Linked DNA regions of Mus musculus: region 2 is linked to region 1. The links are chromatin loops, found by intact Hi-C in ENCODE. Cell type or tissue: left cerebral cortex. All regions are shown on one strand.

Evidence for each region. A loop is a pair of places that touch in the nucleus more often than their neighbours do. Peaks named below come from ENCODE experiments on the same cell type or tissue, not always from the same donor. Only the 100,000 strongest peaks of a DNase experiment are listed, where the experiment ranks them.
Region 2: it touches region 1 in a loop (2.4-fold over the local background); 2 of 42 quality-filtered maps call a loop at or near these places.

The regions. Positions count from the first base shown.
Region 1 is chr13:59,389,947-59,397,946 of GRCm38, reverse strand. No RefSeq gene overlaps it. Among named protein-coding and RNA genes, the nearest start is that of Gm34721, 14 kb to the left of the region's middle. In left cerebral cortex, a CTCF peak has its summit at 165 (motif pointing right); DNase peaks (open chromatin) are centred at 172, 4,249, 4,466 and 4,911; H3K27ac peaks cover 1,239 bases.
Region 2 is chr13:59,206,684-59,214,683 of GRCm38, reverse strand. The region is part of intron 2 of Gm34558 (a long non-coding RNA gene); the gene reads left to right. Among named protein-coding and RNA genes, the nearest start is that of Gm34558, 5.9 kb to the left of the region's middle. In left cerebral cortex, CTCF peaks have their summits at 2,162, 2,383 and 3,633 (motif pointing right); DNase peaks (open chromatin) are centred at 1,262, 2,235, 2,936, 3,629 and 1 more place; H3K27ac peaks cover 3,443 bases.

The sequences.
Region 1 (8,000 bases):
CATCCCTCATTTGCACCTTCTTTTTGTAATTAATCACCCCTGACACAAGTTCACAATAAGCTATGTGTTGGCCTGAGCTACTGATTGATATCTTGCCTTGTTAGGGTCAAGGAATTGGGCTACTGTTAGGATACCCTTGTTAGGCACTTGGAAACTAAATGTGAATGGCCACCAGGGGACGCCAGGCTCCCAGGGTCTTGTCTGGGTCTTCATTTGAGCAGTGAAAGAGCTGGGGAACATTCGTCAGCATCCTCCTTTCTCTGGGGCCTCACAGGTAAGGAGTTTTGTGACACTTGAAATTCAGGGTCTTCGGCCCCCAGTTGAGGGATGGGGCCACCCACCCATCTCAAAAATTTTAACCCAGAATTGTTCCTATCTAAAGGAAATGCAGAGACAAAAATGGAGCAGAGACTGAAGGAAAGGCCATTTCAAGACTGCCCCACCTAGGGATCCATCCCATCTGCAGACACTGAACCCAGACACTATTGGTGATGCTAAGAAGTGTTTGCTGCCAGGAGCCTGGTATGGCTGTCCCCTGAGAGGCTCTTTCAGCACCTGACCAATACAGATGCAGATACTCACAGCCAACCATTGGACTGAGCCTGGGGACACCCAATGGGAGAGCTAGGGGAAGGAATGAAGGAGCTGCCCCATAGGAAGAATGACAATATCGACTAACATGACCACCCAGAGCTCCCAGGGACTAAACCACCAACCAAAGAGTACACATGGAGGGAGCCCTGGCTCCAGCTGCATATGTAGCAGAGGATGACCTTATTTGTCATCAGTGGGAGGGGAGGCCCTTGGCCCTGTAGAGGCTTGGTGCCTCAGCATAGGGGCGTGCTAGTGGGGTGAGGTGGAAGTGGGTGGGTGGGTGGGTGGGTGGGGAGCAGCCTCATAGATGCAAAAGGGAAGGAGAATGGGATGGGGGTTTGTAGAGGGGAAACCTGGAAGGGGGACACCATTTGAAATGTAAATAAATAAAATGATCAATTAAAAAAAAAACTCCTGGAATGTTAAAATGATACCTGGAAAAAAAATAATTCGAGGTCTCTCCATGGCTTCTGCAATGATTGATTTCTTTGCCTTTCTTTTGTTTTCTTAATTTTTTTCTTTTATAAAATCTACATTTTAAAGATTTCCCACCCTTTGTCCTTCCCTCCTCCCCTCTCTCCCCCCTCCACCCCTCTTTCCTTTCCTCCCTCCCTCCCTCCCTCCCTCCCTCCCTCCCTCCCTCCCTCCTTCTCTCCACTCCTTTCCTTCCTTCCTTCCTTCCTTCCTTCCTTCCTTTCTTTCTTTCTTTCTTTCTTTCTTTCTTTCTTTCTTTCTTTTCTTTTCTTTCTGTTTTGGTTTTATTTTTCGAGACAGGGTTTCTCTGTGTAGCCCTGGCTGTCCTGGAACTCACTCTGTAGACCAGGCTGGCCTCAAACTCAGAAATCCACCTGCCTCTGCCTCCCAAGTGCTGGGATTAAAGGCATGTGCCACCACTCCCTGGTGGGAGTTAGCTTTTAAAGGATGCACAAACAAGAATGGCTTCAGATCCTAAAGACATCTTTAAGAACTGAAAGGAATTTGCCAAAGCCCCAGGATAGGCAGGCAGCTTAGCAGCTCTCATCTGGCCATGCTCCCATATTTAGAGGTTGGCTTGCTGAAGCTGGGTCTGGAAGACCTGTAGTTGGGACAAATGCTACCTTCTTCTTAGGCTCACTTGCTCATTGTTACATAAGCTGGACTAGCCATCCTTCTCACTGGAAAGTGGGGATGGGGAAGGTCCTTCCTTCCTCTCCCTCCTCCTCTTCCCCCTCCTCTTTCCCCTCCTCCTTCCCCTCCTCCCTCCTTTCTCTTTCCTTGCCTGACACAGCATCTACCTTTCACAGTGGGCTACCTATCTTGGGAAGTAATAGGACAGGGTGGCTACTGGACATGGTAGATACTGTATTGAAACCACTCTGCTACACATGACTTATTATTTCCAAAATGCTGTACTTGTAGCTAAAAGGAGAATTTATCTATTAGCATTCCCCCTAATAGTCCTTGTGAGTTCGACACGCACAGTGGTAGCATAAATGCTAATTGCATTTAGTGTGCACAGGAGCTTCTGTCACGTATATGGGCAGCATGAATTTAACTGCATTTACTGTGGGTCGGGCCTACCATACCTTTTCAGAGAAACTTTAGGATTAAAAAAAAAAAAAAAACCTAAGCTAAGATTTTAAAATTTCAAAGTAGCGTTGTTTTCCCTTTTCTGTGAAATTTCTTCTTCTTATCTTCTGATTCTCCCATTTGAAGGAGAAAGCAGGTTTATTTTATTTGGTTTATCGATAGCAATAGGCACATCCTCCCCACATGCCCCTGACTACACCATTAACTTTTAAGCTGTGAGCTGCAGCTCCAAGCTCCTACCTGTAACTCTCACAAGGCTTCCTAGAAGCTCCTCTCCTGAGGGGATTTGCATTTCTACATGGGTGCTCAGAAGAGCCATCTAAAGTCTTACCCTACTCCACTACACGTTCCAAAGCACTAGCTTGCAACTATGTTGATTCATGTTTCCATTTGCCGGGAGCCCAGGACCCTCTTAACTCATTTTGCTGCCGTTTGAAGAAACCAAAGCAAGTCACAAAGATCCAACTTGATCTTGGAGTTCAAAGGCGATGGCCAGTCTGATGCCCTTAACCGCCATCATAGAACTTGACTCTTGTTGGCCGTTTCTCACTGTCAGGAATATCCTTCCTGCTAAGAGGGACTTTTTGTTTGTTTTTGTTTTTCCACACTAAGTTTCTACGGACTCTGTGTTGAAGTGCCTCTGTATCTTTTATGGTATCTCCAAGATGCTTGAAGGCATATCTAAGTCACGGCAACCACTCGAGTCTTACAGCATGGCTCACACTCAGCTGGAGAAAGGCTGTGTTCTGGAACATTCTTTCCAAATTCTAGTTTAAAAGTCAAGCCTCACCAAAGCTCCGAAAATGTAGCCTGGGATATAAACTCTTGGATGGTTTTCTGAAAGCCTGGTGGATAGCGGAGGTCACGGAGTGGTGCTAGGGTCCCTCTGTTGTGGGTGGCAGGAGAGGAAGGCTGGGATCAGGGTGAGGGGATTTATTGGGCATGGCTGCAGGCAGGGGCAGGGTCCTGGAAACTCTGTGGAGGATGGTAAGCTTGAGAAATCAGTTTCAAGGTTGTAATGCAGATTATCTGCCCCACCACCCAAGCTCCAACCCCCAGCCCTGCCTTACCAACAGACGCACTAAGGACATTCATTCACCCACAATCCCTTGCAGGTACTAGTGCCCACAAGAGGCTGTCTGCTAGGAATTTGGGGGCATACTTTTGTGTTCTCCTTGCTTCTTTCCGCTTGTCATGTAGATGTGAGGCTCAGAGGTCCTGTGTGCCAGTGGAGAGCAGAAGCCACAAACACGGGCAGAAGTCTGTGTCCTGGGGGTTCACCCTGGCCAGGCTTTACTAGCAGAATGTATCCCGGCCCTCTGGGTGAAAAGTGTGAGCTAATCAAATACTGGTTGGTTTCTTCTTTCCTCTTCTTTTCCCCCATCCTTTCTCTCCCTCCTCCTCTTCCCTCTCCTCTTCCCCTTCCTCTCCCACCTCCCCCTCCTCCCTCCTCCTCCTCCTTTTTTTTTTTTTTTTTTTCTGTATAGTCCTGGCTGTCCTGGAACTCACTTTGTAGACCAGGCTGGCCTCAAACTCTGAAATCCACCTGCCTCTGCCTCCCGAATGCTGGGATTAAAGGCATGTGCCACCACTGCCCAGCAACTGCATCTACCTTTCACAGTGCAGTGTGGCTGAGTGCACAGGCTCTGGGGAGTCACAAGGGCTGGGTTCAAATCCCCACCCTGCCTCTTGGTTGCTGAGGAATTTGAGGATGAGATTCAACTTCTCTCCATATCATTTACCGATGGGTAAAGCAACAGTGGGGCCCTTCACAGGGACTTTGCCACGAAGAAGAGAAAGTAGTGGCACAGTACCCAGTGCAGACCCACCCACAGCTCAATGACTGGCAGGGCGGTGACACGGACTCACTCACTGTCAACCCTGGTGCTCAGAACAGTGGTATGGTCCTGGTCCTTTAATATTACCCTCCATGGACAGAAAAGATTAGCCTAAACCAGAGAAGGGTCTGCGTGCAAGAAGGCAGCTGGAAGCCAGAGGCAGATCTGTCAGCCTGTTGTGCTCTGACGCCGTTCCATCTTGGCCACAGTCCCTGGGCTCCTGTGTGCCAGGGCTCGTTCTCTCTCTCTCTCTCTCTCTCTCTCTCTCTCTCTCATTTATGTAACTCATCACCACGTCACATCTGTGTGTTCTGTTGATGCCATTTAAATTCTGTTACTATTTAATACCAAGAACATTTAAAGAGAACATTCTGAGGGACTTGGAAAAATCCAATTGTTCTCTTGGTAATTGGGTTTGTAGGAAACGGAGAGGGTAGTATCCAGAATAGAAGGCTTTTAAATGAATCATCTTTGCGCTGCTGCTGAGGCCGGGGGAGCCCTGCTCAGTCCCTCAGGAGGTGGCAGCACACACCCCTGCTTTGGTTAGGAAAGACCCAGCTGTGTGGGCCAGAGAATCCAGAAGAACGGTAGCTCAAAACACTGGGTCACTTGCTCCTTGTAAGGAAGAAATGTGAAGACAGTTCACTCCTGGCAGGGGCTTCGGAGAGTCTCCAGAAGCCAGACTTCCTTGGTCTCCCTGTTCTACCAGCCTTGGGACATGACTTCCTCTTGTGGGGCAAGAAGCTGCCAGATGCCACCATTCCTGTCTGTGTTCCTACTTCCTTCAAGCTGTCCCCAAGGGGGTCCCACATCACATGTTTATTTCATACCAGTGGCCACTACTTAGTCACCTGGTCACCTCAAGCTGCCTCAGAGACTGACACCCATATTCTTTAGCTACCTGTTTGTTCAGCTGGTGTAGGCTCTAGCCTGGGGAACGAGGACAGATGGGTACTGCGGTTAACCTGTCAGATTCCACAATACACGGCTGTAGGTGACTCATATCCTCTTCTCTGCTTGCAAGTATCTTTTCATTTTTTAAAAATAATTATATTTTTGAGAACTATACACATTTGTATCACCCCGATTCCATGCCCCTCCCCTCCCCCATTTTGCTTCTTCTGAAATTCCTGGCCTCCTCTTCAATTATGATTGTTACAAGGAGGAGGTGGGGGTTTCTTATCCAAGGCACACAGCAGGGGAGGGCTACTGCAGAACAGATTGCACTAAGAAGGTACAAGGGTCTTAGTAAAGGAAAACATAGAGAATCAGGAAAAAGGACAGGACAGAGTTACATTCTAAAAGATGTAACTCTGATGTCATTAGGGCTGAGGTCTGTCTGGAACTAGGGAAGGCTGGCTGTACGAGGGGTTGTCAGAAATATACAACACACACACACACACACACACACACACACACACACATCTGATGATTTGCCAGAAACATCCACAGTGTGTTATAGTCACAGTGACTGGGTAAAGGCCAAAGGTTAAAGGTTAAAATTATTAAAGAAAGGAGCTCCCAGGACTATCCCACAAAAGTCAGGCATGAGACATTGGCTGTCCTGTGGACAATGTTGGATTCCCTCAGCTCTGATGTGAGGCAACGTACACACCTCTGTTCAGCAGGGACTTCCCTAAGCCTTGAGGGCTAGGATATTCTTGGGATGGTTGATGTACGGGTGTGAGCAGGCTGAGTGACTGACTGTCACCTGCCCAGGCTAACTTATGCACAGTGGCCCAAGGCTCCATTCTAAGTCTTGTTGTTACATAAACAGCGTGGGGCCAAGACTGAGGTGTCCAGACCCTGTCCAGACACTTCTTATCAAGGATGTTCCCAGAGGTGAAAGTGGGAGGGGCTGGTCCAGTGGTTCAGATAAAGTTAAGATTTTACTTCCTCTTCCCAAGTACACGCCGAGGGAGAGCTAGGTGCTGACTGTCGCAGAGGCAACTCAGTGAGCTGATTTGTCTCTGACAAAGCAGAGGTAGATGCTGGAGGATTTTCTCCTGACACCCTTCCAGCCCGGAGTGAAAGCGCCATTTGGGACTTATCCAGCCTTCACGCAGACCTCAGAGCAAACGGCCTGCGGCATTAAACAGTTCCACTGATGAGCTGGAGAGATGGCTCACGGGGGGGGGGGGGGGGGGGGGGGAAGAGGGCTGGCTCTGTGAGGATAAGGTGTTCAGATCCCAACACACACATAAACGGTGGGCTTGCCTCGAAGCAGCACTGGGGCACTGGGGTTGGGAGGGCAGGTGGGAATGTGAGCTTGCCAGCCTAGCTCCGGATTCAGTGAGAGATCCTGTCTCAAGGGGATGGGACAGAGAGTGATGAAGCAGAACACTTGTTCTCCTGTGCCTCTGTGCACACACACACACACACACACACACACACACACAGGTACAGACATGCACAGGCACACATACAGATACACACAGACTCACAGATACATACATGGACATGTTCACACAGATACACACACAAGACATACACAGAAACACACACATAACACACACAGAAACACACACGCACACACAGAGAAATATAAACATGCATACACATAGATACACACATGCACACACAGATACACACATGGCACACCCAGAAACATACACAAGACACACATTCACACACACAGAAATACACACAATCAGTGGAGATGAGATTCCCATTTCTGCCGAGACACAGGCCTGGAGACTTCAAAGGGAAGCCTTCTTTGGAGACTCTGCCTCGGCCAAGTGTGTGTTTGTCAACAGTTGGGGCTCGGCCAGATCCACAAGGTTCTGCAGGTGTGGAAGGCTTCCAGAAGCATCTCTATGGTTCAGAGAACACAGCAACAGTTTTTCCTAACCCGGGGCATGTGCTGAACTATTCAGGGGGCTTGTGCTCATTCTCACAGCGGTATTACAAGGTAATGCTTCTTATTTACAGTCACATAGGAGACACTTGAGACTCTGAGAGCAATGGTGCACGTGTGTGTGTATCTGTGTGTACTCATGTGTGTATTTCTGTGTCTGTGTGTATCTATATTTCTGTGTGTATGTTGCATATATTTGTGTGTCTATATGTGCACATCTGTGCCTTAGTCAGGGTTTTACATCTGTGAACAGACACCATGTTCATGTGTGTATCTATGTGTGTGCATGTGTGTATTTCTGAGCGAAACTCTCACCCTGAGATCAGGAGGGAAAAGTTGTGGTCCTACATTCCTCCTTCCTGTCTCTGACCCGTGCTCATCAGTGTTTTCTCTTGTTCAGAATCACCTCAGACAAGCTCTACCCCAGAGGGGAGTCTGCCCAGTTCCCCAGCTGCTTCTCTGGAGGAAGAAGCCCCCATCAGTGTGTATTATAGTGATGTGTGTGTTATGTGTATGTGGTGTGTGTATATGTGTTAAGTGTGTGTTCTGTATGTATCTGTAGTAGTGTGTGTTATGTGTGTATATATGGTATATGTATATGAGTGAATGTGTATATATTGTGTATGTGTGTATATGTGTTATGTATGTCTATGTAGTGGTGTGTGTGCTATGTGTATATATGTGGTGTGTGTTATATCTAGTGTGTGTATATGTGTTATGTGTGTACATGTAGTAGTGTGTGTGTGCCTATGTGCGTGGAATTACACAACGATTTATCTTTCTCATCTGGCTTCTTTTGTTCAACATTATTATTCTGAGAACCATTAATGTTACAACATGCACCAGTAATCCTTTTAAATGCTTAATGGTTTCTACTCTATTACAGTTTGCTCATCCATTCCAATGTCAGGTTTCAGTCTTTCTCAGTCTGTAGCCCTTACACAAACAGCTGCCATCAATAAATTCACTTAGCGTCCTTCAGGGTAAATATCTGGAGTGCAACAGCTGAACCTTGCACATACCTCTTTTCCTTCCTCCTCTTCCTCCTCCCTCTCCTCCTTTTCCTTCTCTCCCTTTTCCTCTGAGGGCTTCCCTATGTAACCCAGAGTGACCTCATTATGCACACCAGGCTGGCTTTGGAC
Region 2 (8,000 bases), 180 kb after region 1:
ACAGAAGCGTTCCCCTCGCTTAGTGACCGTATCTGTTCTGTCCGCCCTACATTCTCCCTGCTCCTGCTGAGAGCCACCGATCCTTCTTCTCCATCCATGGTTTTTCCATCTTACAGTGTCTTAGATCTGGGCTCAAACGCCATGTGTTTTTATCAAATCAGTTTCTTTTCTTTCCGTAGGAAGCATTCATGAGTCACCCATATCTTTGGATGGCTCGATAGCTCATTCCTTTTTATGCTAGTAATATTCCATTGTTTGACTTCACCATAGCCTATTTAACCACGTGCCTCCTGAAGGGTGTGCTGGCTGCTTCTGGGTTCCGGCAGTTATGAATAGCCCTGTGATGAGCATACACGAGCTGGGTTTTATGGACAGAGTTCCATACCTTCCGGTAAACACAAGAGAACTTGATTGGTGGCTGTGGTGTTTTGATTATGTCCGCTTTTCGGGGCTGTTTTGTCTTTAATCTTTAGGAGAGTTCATGTTTAGTGTTAGGCGGCATGCTCTGGAGAAGCAGACAAGAGAAGCACATAACATAACTTCATGTTTAGTGTTAAGCGTGCGCTGCTTCTCCAGAGCACGACGCCATTAGTTTTGCATGTGTTCGTTCCTCTCGGGTTACAGCTCCACCCATCGCCCATGGTGAGCATGTCTGTGCCTAGGTTTCGGTCATCTTCACAGCTCTAAACACTACTGTACTTTAATATTTGATTTCCTATACCATGAGGCAGAAAAGGCACTTTCATGTGCATAGTTGTCAACTAAATACGGTATTTGGTGAGGTGTCAGTTGAAACCTGCCATCTTTCATCTGAGTGTTCCTTTTCCATCATAGTTGTCCAGTGGCTGGGTTATCTGCAGGACCATCTCCTCCCTGAAGCAGGAATGTGAGCATTTTTTTTTTCCTTCTTGCCTTGCTCCCAGCCCTTAGCTCAGGGACATAAGAGTCCAGGCTTATTTAGTAAAAGCATGAGGGTTGTGAATGTGGACAGTGCTATTGTAATAAACGAAGCAGCTGTTGATGACCGTATTGGCCAGTGGTAATTTACTCTACCTCACCACATTTCAAGTTATTTACCTCTGAAGTGAGGAGGGTGATAGACTAAGTTTTCTGGCAGTTTTGAGAATTACGCTGTAAAAAACAAAAATGCCATTAGCACAGTGTGAGGAATCTAGGAGGTATCACTAAAGAGCAAAGCAAATTCGTCCACAGCAGGATCGGGAAAAGCATTGTGCTGTGCACAGAGCAAACGTCGTCTGTTTCAGTGTGTACTGTCCGGCTATATTAAACCTGATTATAGTTCCTGCTAACTGACTGTATTTCATATTGTGAGAATCTGCTACAGGTGACTTCTAATAATTACAGCCATCACACAGCCCAGACATGCATCATGGTCGCCACATACCAGGAGTGTCGTGCATTAAAGCCACTCTGCATGTGAATGTCACACACTACATCTACCATGAGCTGTGTTATGCTTTCTTTCTCTCACAGATAAAGAATTCGAAGCGCAGACAATTCCAGCCACTCACACAACCCCACCCCACCCGACCCCTCTCCCTGCCTCAGCAAGAATTAGAAACTGTTCAGGTTTAACTGCAAACACAAAGTGCTTTCTATTTATGACCAATTACATCAAATCTGCTAAAAATTACTTCTTGTCTGCATGTTTTTAGATTTTTGTCCCCCTAGAATAATTCAATTCGTACAAAAGAAGACGGTTATGTTAACTAAACTCTGTTTGCTTTGCGTGGTCCTTGTGGACATGTCTACCACGTGACTCCTGTGGATGTGAGCTATGTGTGCTGGATCAATGAGTTTTGAAGTTCTTGGGCCTCTGTCTAGATTAGTAAAACAAGGGTTCAGGCAGGCACCCGTGATTAGTTTTGGATTGGCTTCCTAGGGTAGCAGTCTTATCATGTCAGACCTGGTCAGGGATGCCTTCCACAGTGGACCAGAGATGCAGGATGGATGCATTTGCTCCTTACCCCCCTGCTCAGCACGAATCTAGAGACCAGACTCAATGTGACGAAGCTTCCCACTGCATGCTGTGGGCGGTTTGTGTTTCCGGCAATGAAGACAGGGCATCTGAGACCGTGTTCCTCATCTTGCTGTGCTCACAAGAGTCCAGCAGAGGAAGACTTTAGAGAGGACCTCGAGAGGGGATGCCTCAGAAGGTGCTTGGAACTGCACCTGTCCCCAATGCAGGCAGTCGCAACATGACAGATGCTGTTCTGAGGGAGTCTGTCAGCCTCAGTCGCTGGCAAGGCTGAGGAGAGCAGCAGTCGCTCTCTCGCTCGCTCGGCTTTCTATTTCAGTCACCGTCTGAAAATGTGCTCTGTGCAGCCTGGGCACAGCGTTCCCCCCAAGAGCTCCGTTTCTTGTCCTAGATTTTCTTTTTTAAAACCTCCTAGAGGCAGAAATATTTCTCCTGCCTATATTGCTCTACATCTCCTCCTATCAAAGACATATTCTAGCAGTCATACAACTGGAGGCGGTAAGTGCGCCATCATTACTGAGGGGCTACTGGCCCAAGTGACCTTTGCCCTCATGCTTTGTGCCAGCCCCCATCTGGGGTCTGCCTGCCATCATTGTCCAGAAGATATTTGATGAGGCATTTTTAGGATTCTGTACATCTGCAAGTCTGACTCTGCTCCAGCCCCGCTGTTTCTTACTTCCTTTATCTGCTTATTGGATTGCCATTAGCTGTCTTGATAAAGTGTTCAACTATAAATACAATTTATGGATTTCAGAAGTGTAAGTCATGGCTCATGTCATTATTCATTTCCAGGCAGGACTTTAGCTGCCTGTACGTTTCAGTAAATACCCACTTCCATGTCCCACACAGAGCAAGGGAATATATTTCCCACCAACTTTCCTCTAGATTTCCATGCCAAAGAGGCCAGAATAGAATCTGTTGCTGGATTTTGTCCCTTTTTATTTTTAAATCTTTAGGAATAGAGGGTATGACTTTGGAATAAGTATGATATTTCCTCCACAGAGATTTGTGTGTTCATGATGAACATGATCCAAAGAACACTTTAAAAATATTCCAGGCAACGAGGTCTCAATGTGCACTAGTGAAGTTCTAGACAAGAACGCACGAAGTGAAGAATCCTGGGAGAGCTTACAAGAACACAGGAAGTGAAGGGTCCTGAAGAGCATGCAAGAACGCAGGAAGTGAAGGATCCTGGGAGAGCTTACAAGAACACAGGAAGGGAAGGATGCTGGGAGAGCATACAAGAACACGGGAAGTGAAGGATTCTGGGAGAGCATACAAGAACGCAGGAAGTGAAGGATCCTGGGAGAGCTTACAAGAACACAGGAAGGGAAGGATGCTGGGAGAGCATACAAGAACACGGGAAGTGAAGGATTCTGGGAGAGCATACAAGAACGCAGGAAGTGAAGGATCCTGGGAGAGCTTACAAGAACACAGGAAGTGAAGGATCCTGGGAGAGCTTACATCTAAGGAGTGTAACACTCGCCTAAGATGAGCAGTGTTTTTAAGCAGTTCACATCTTTGAGTTTTTTCCTTTATTTTTATTTTGTGTGTTTGAGTGTTTTGCCTACATGCAGCCCTGTGCAACATGTGCACTTGAGGTACCCACGGAGGCCAGAAGAGGGCGTCGGATCCCCTGGAATTAGAGTTACATATAGTCCTGAGCTGCCATCTGGGTGCTAGAAAAGGCACTTTGGTCCTATGCAAGAGCAGCCAGTGCTCTTAACCTCTAAGCCATCTCTCAGGCCCCTCTTTCTGAGTTCACGAGTTAGAATTTAAGAGTTTGGGTTCCAGCTGTGGGAAGTGGCATTTGACACAGACAAAACCTACCTTTGCCTGGATGGAGACTCAGAGTTCCAGAAAATGCCTCTTTTACTTGTTCTTAAATGGCTTGTGCCACCTTACCCTCTGCATGAAGGTTCCCTCCTGGGCTAACTCGCACTCCTATCAGAGATATTGTTCTGGAATATGATAGAGGAACTAAGAGAGAGGCTAAAGGACCTCAGGAGGCTGCAGACTCTGCAAACTCCTTGGCACTCGCTGTTTGTAAGACCCTTACCTGGCCCTTATGACAGTGCTGGGGAGAGCTGCTTTGCCTGGGTGCCACACAGATGTTCTCCTGTCTGCTGCATCCCGGTCCCCGTCCCACACACAATGTAGCTTTTGAAGAGGGAGCCTTTGAAGTGTGTGTCACACAGAGACACAGAAAGAACATCCACAAAGGGCTTGTCTGTGTGCCCTTAAGAAAACAAAATACTAAAATACACTCGCAAGCTCTCCATTCAAATGTCTCAAAAATTCCTGAGTAGCCGTTTTCTCAGTATTTGAATTAGAGGAGGCAAATCCCCATCAACTGCCCTGTGACTCCTTCCAAAGCCCAAGACGATGACAGCTCTCAACTCCTGGAAGGAAGTTCACACGGTACCCAGCGGATGGCAAGGCTGTGGCATATTAGAAGCCACACGAAAACTTGCCTACCACAGGGGTACTAAGGTTTAGACTATTGGGTAATGAAATACATTACAAGAGGTTGAAATTATGTTAGAGACATTGTTTGGCACAGATATCCACCTTATATGGATAGACAATAGATAACACCCTCCAAAGAGACCTGCAGCCTGTTCCGCCCCAGGCTGCCAGTGGCTGGGTTCCCCTAGGTCTCCTTTGTGCTCACATTCTGAAGCTTCCTTCACCCTCTCCTTTCCGTGTCTCCAAAGCACTCTTTCTTTGCAGGCCGTTCTAGTGGTTCATTCTTCACACATTTACAGAGCTTCCTGGGAGTTGTCAAAAGTGCGCTGAGATGCCTGCAGAGCGAAGGATATCGTGTTGCCCGCAGAGGTTAGTTCGTTATTGAGCGAGATTAGGGGGCATGAGAAACGGCCCCTATTGGTAAACACTTCACTGGCCATAAGCCACCATGTAGCAGAGCAGGACCACAGAAACGGAATGATGGGGCAAAGTCAGAGCAGGATTAGGAAAGTCTGGGCGTTTTTAGTTAGATTCTGTAAGTGCAAGAGCACACTTTAAAAGTGCCTCCCGTTACCCAGGGTGAGGCTCCTCAGTTACTTTGCTTTCTCCCTCTGGCTACACCGATACTGTGTATTAATACACAGGGTACAGACAAAGGGAGTGCGAGCATTCAGTGGGTGCCTGTTGCATGGTGCTCACTACATGGTGCCTGCCAGATATATGTCATGTGAACTTTCTGCTCAGACACTTGGAGGTCAGCTGCCCCGGGTCATGCTCCTATCAAAGATGTGTCTATGCTGTGTGCATGAGTGTGAATGTGAGTGTAAGAGTGAGAATGTGTGTGTTCAGTGTGTGTGTGTGTGTGTGAGTGTGTATGTGTGCGTGAGTGTGAATGTGAGTGTAAGAGTGAGAATGTGTGTGTTCAGTGTGTGTGTGTGAGTGTGTGTGCTGTATTGTGCTATGTGTGTGCTGTGTGCATGAGTATGAATGTGAGTGTGAGAATGTGTGTGCTCAGTGTGTGTGTGTGTGTGTGTGTATGAGTGAATGTGAGTGTAAGAGTATGTGTGTATGTGTGTGAGCCTCCTGACACATCTATGGAATGAATGCCACAGAACTATCCCTGCATTTTGTTTATGTCTACATAAAGGTACATTTTACTTATATACCGCCCCCACCCCCCCACTCCCCCACCCCCACCCCCCGCAGCTGTTGTCTCACTTCCTGGTGAGGAATTACATACAATGACCCTGAGTATAAAGACATTCTCGCTTTCTTTATCAGGGGCAACTTCAGAATTCCTGACCCTCTTTAGATGACCATCTCATTTATCCATTTGGGAAGAGGGTGAGGTCACCAGTGCCTGTGCAGAGGAGGTGAGGCCAGAGACAGTGCTAAGTGAAAGAGGCTCTTCCTACACCCAAGCCTCACAGTGTTACTTGTACCTAGCAGATGAGCGGGACCATGCCAAAGAGGAAGGAGAAGGCTTGAGCTTTCCCCCTTTCATGCCTTATTTAGTTTTCCAAGAATCTCTTCTCCAGAGGAAAGAGAAAGGTTTCACTGACAGACTAGTCCAGGCTCCCCCATCAAACAGAGAGATTCTGGCCTGTACTAGTTTTCATGAGTGGAAAGTACCTTTCCCTAACCAATACATTTTTTAAAAATTTCAACAGAAGAAAGTTGCCAAGGAGCTAAAGGGATCTGCAACCCTATAGGTGGAACAACATTATGAACTAACCAGTACCCCGGAGCTCTTGACTCTAGCTGCATATATATCAAAAGATGGCCTAGTCGGCCATCACTGGAAAGAGAGGCCCATTGGACTTGCAAACTTTATATGCCCCAGTACAGGGGAACACCAGGGCCAAAAAGGGGGAGTGGGCGGGCAGGGGAGTGGGGGTCGGTGGATATGGGGGACTTTTGGTATAGCATTGGAAATGTAAATGAGTTAAATACCTAATAAAAATGGAAAAAAAACAGAAAACAAAAAAAACAAAACAAAACAAAAAAAAAATTTCAACAGAAATACTCTAGGGGTTTGATAAAACAATGGTCTGTGAGGCATCACCCTTTCATGCACTGGTGTTCTGTTTTCTCCAGAGTGAGTGTATGTGTGTGCATGTGCATGTGTGTACCTGTTTATGTATGTACACATGTGTATGCATGTATGTGCATAGATGTATATGTATGTATATGGGTGTGTACATATGAATGTGTATGTGTATATTGTGTATGTGTGCCTGTGCATGTGTGCATGTGTACATGTTTATGCATGTATACATGTGTATGCATGTATGCGCATAGATGTGTATATGTGTATATGGGTGTGTACATGTGTATTGTGTACATGTGTGTATGTTTGTCTGTCTGTGCAGTGTCATGTGTGTGCATGTGTGCATGCATGTGTGTGTGTGGTATTGGGAGGGGCTGTTAATATCACCTTCTAGCCTTTGTTTAAATTGAGCAGCCCAGATCTGCTGAATCAACCCTTTCCTGCCCACACCATCGTGTCCCTGGAGCTTATTTGCAACACTGTTATAGAGATCCTGTTTCTTTCTGGACTCAGCTGCATGGCTCCTCTGCTCAGCTCCTCCACGATGCACAGCCTCCAGGACCTGGACCTGGAGGCTGTCATGTTAGCCAGTTTTCATTAAAAACAAACAAACAAACAAACAAACAAACAAACAAACAAACAATACCTGGAACAGTCAGCCTAAGGAGAAAAGTTAGTGTGGTGTAGAGTTTTAAGTGTTAATGGCATGGTTTGTGTCAATTGTTTTGACAAAGTAGCTCATCACAATGAGTGGATAGCTAGACCCCACCCACATCCTGGTGGGAGATAAAATGGAGAGCAAGGAGGAGAGGGGACCCCAGTCTCTTGAAGGACACACCCTAGATACCTAATGTCTTAAAGGTCCCATTACCTCAATTTCACAGAGCCGGGGACTAAGCCTTCAACATGGCCTTTGGGGAATATTCCAGACACAGATAAGGCACCTAGCATTCTGATGTTCCCTCTCCTCTCTCTCCTGTGTCCCTTGCTCACACTGGCCTACCTGCCCAGTCTCCTTCCTGTTCCTCAAAAACGCTGACACACTGCCATCTCAGGGTACTTGTCCCCTTGGCTCCATGTCCCCTTGGGATATGCATATGATCATTTCCCTTGCTTGCTGTAAAATGTGACAAATTACAGAATGAAGAGCTCCTCCAAACGTGGACTCTGTCTTGCCATAGGTCGATGTAGAGCCCTCAGGAGGCTCTGCAGTCACAAACTGGGGAACACTGGTATTGTGGCCATGGGTGTGGGCATAGGATGGCATTTGGACAAAAATACTTATATTTGTATTAATTATATTTTATTATATTAATTAATTAATTATATTTTATTAGTCTTTATAGCAACTGAGTGCAAGCAACCTTCACCAGGCATAGCACAGGTCCTTGGTGCTTACTCAAAAAGAGCATTAGAAACCAAGGCAGGTGTTAGTGCCCTGCCCAAGCACCATAAAGACTGCAGCTCTGGAAAGGTGGACTG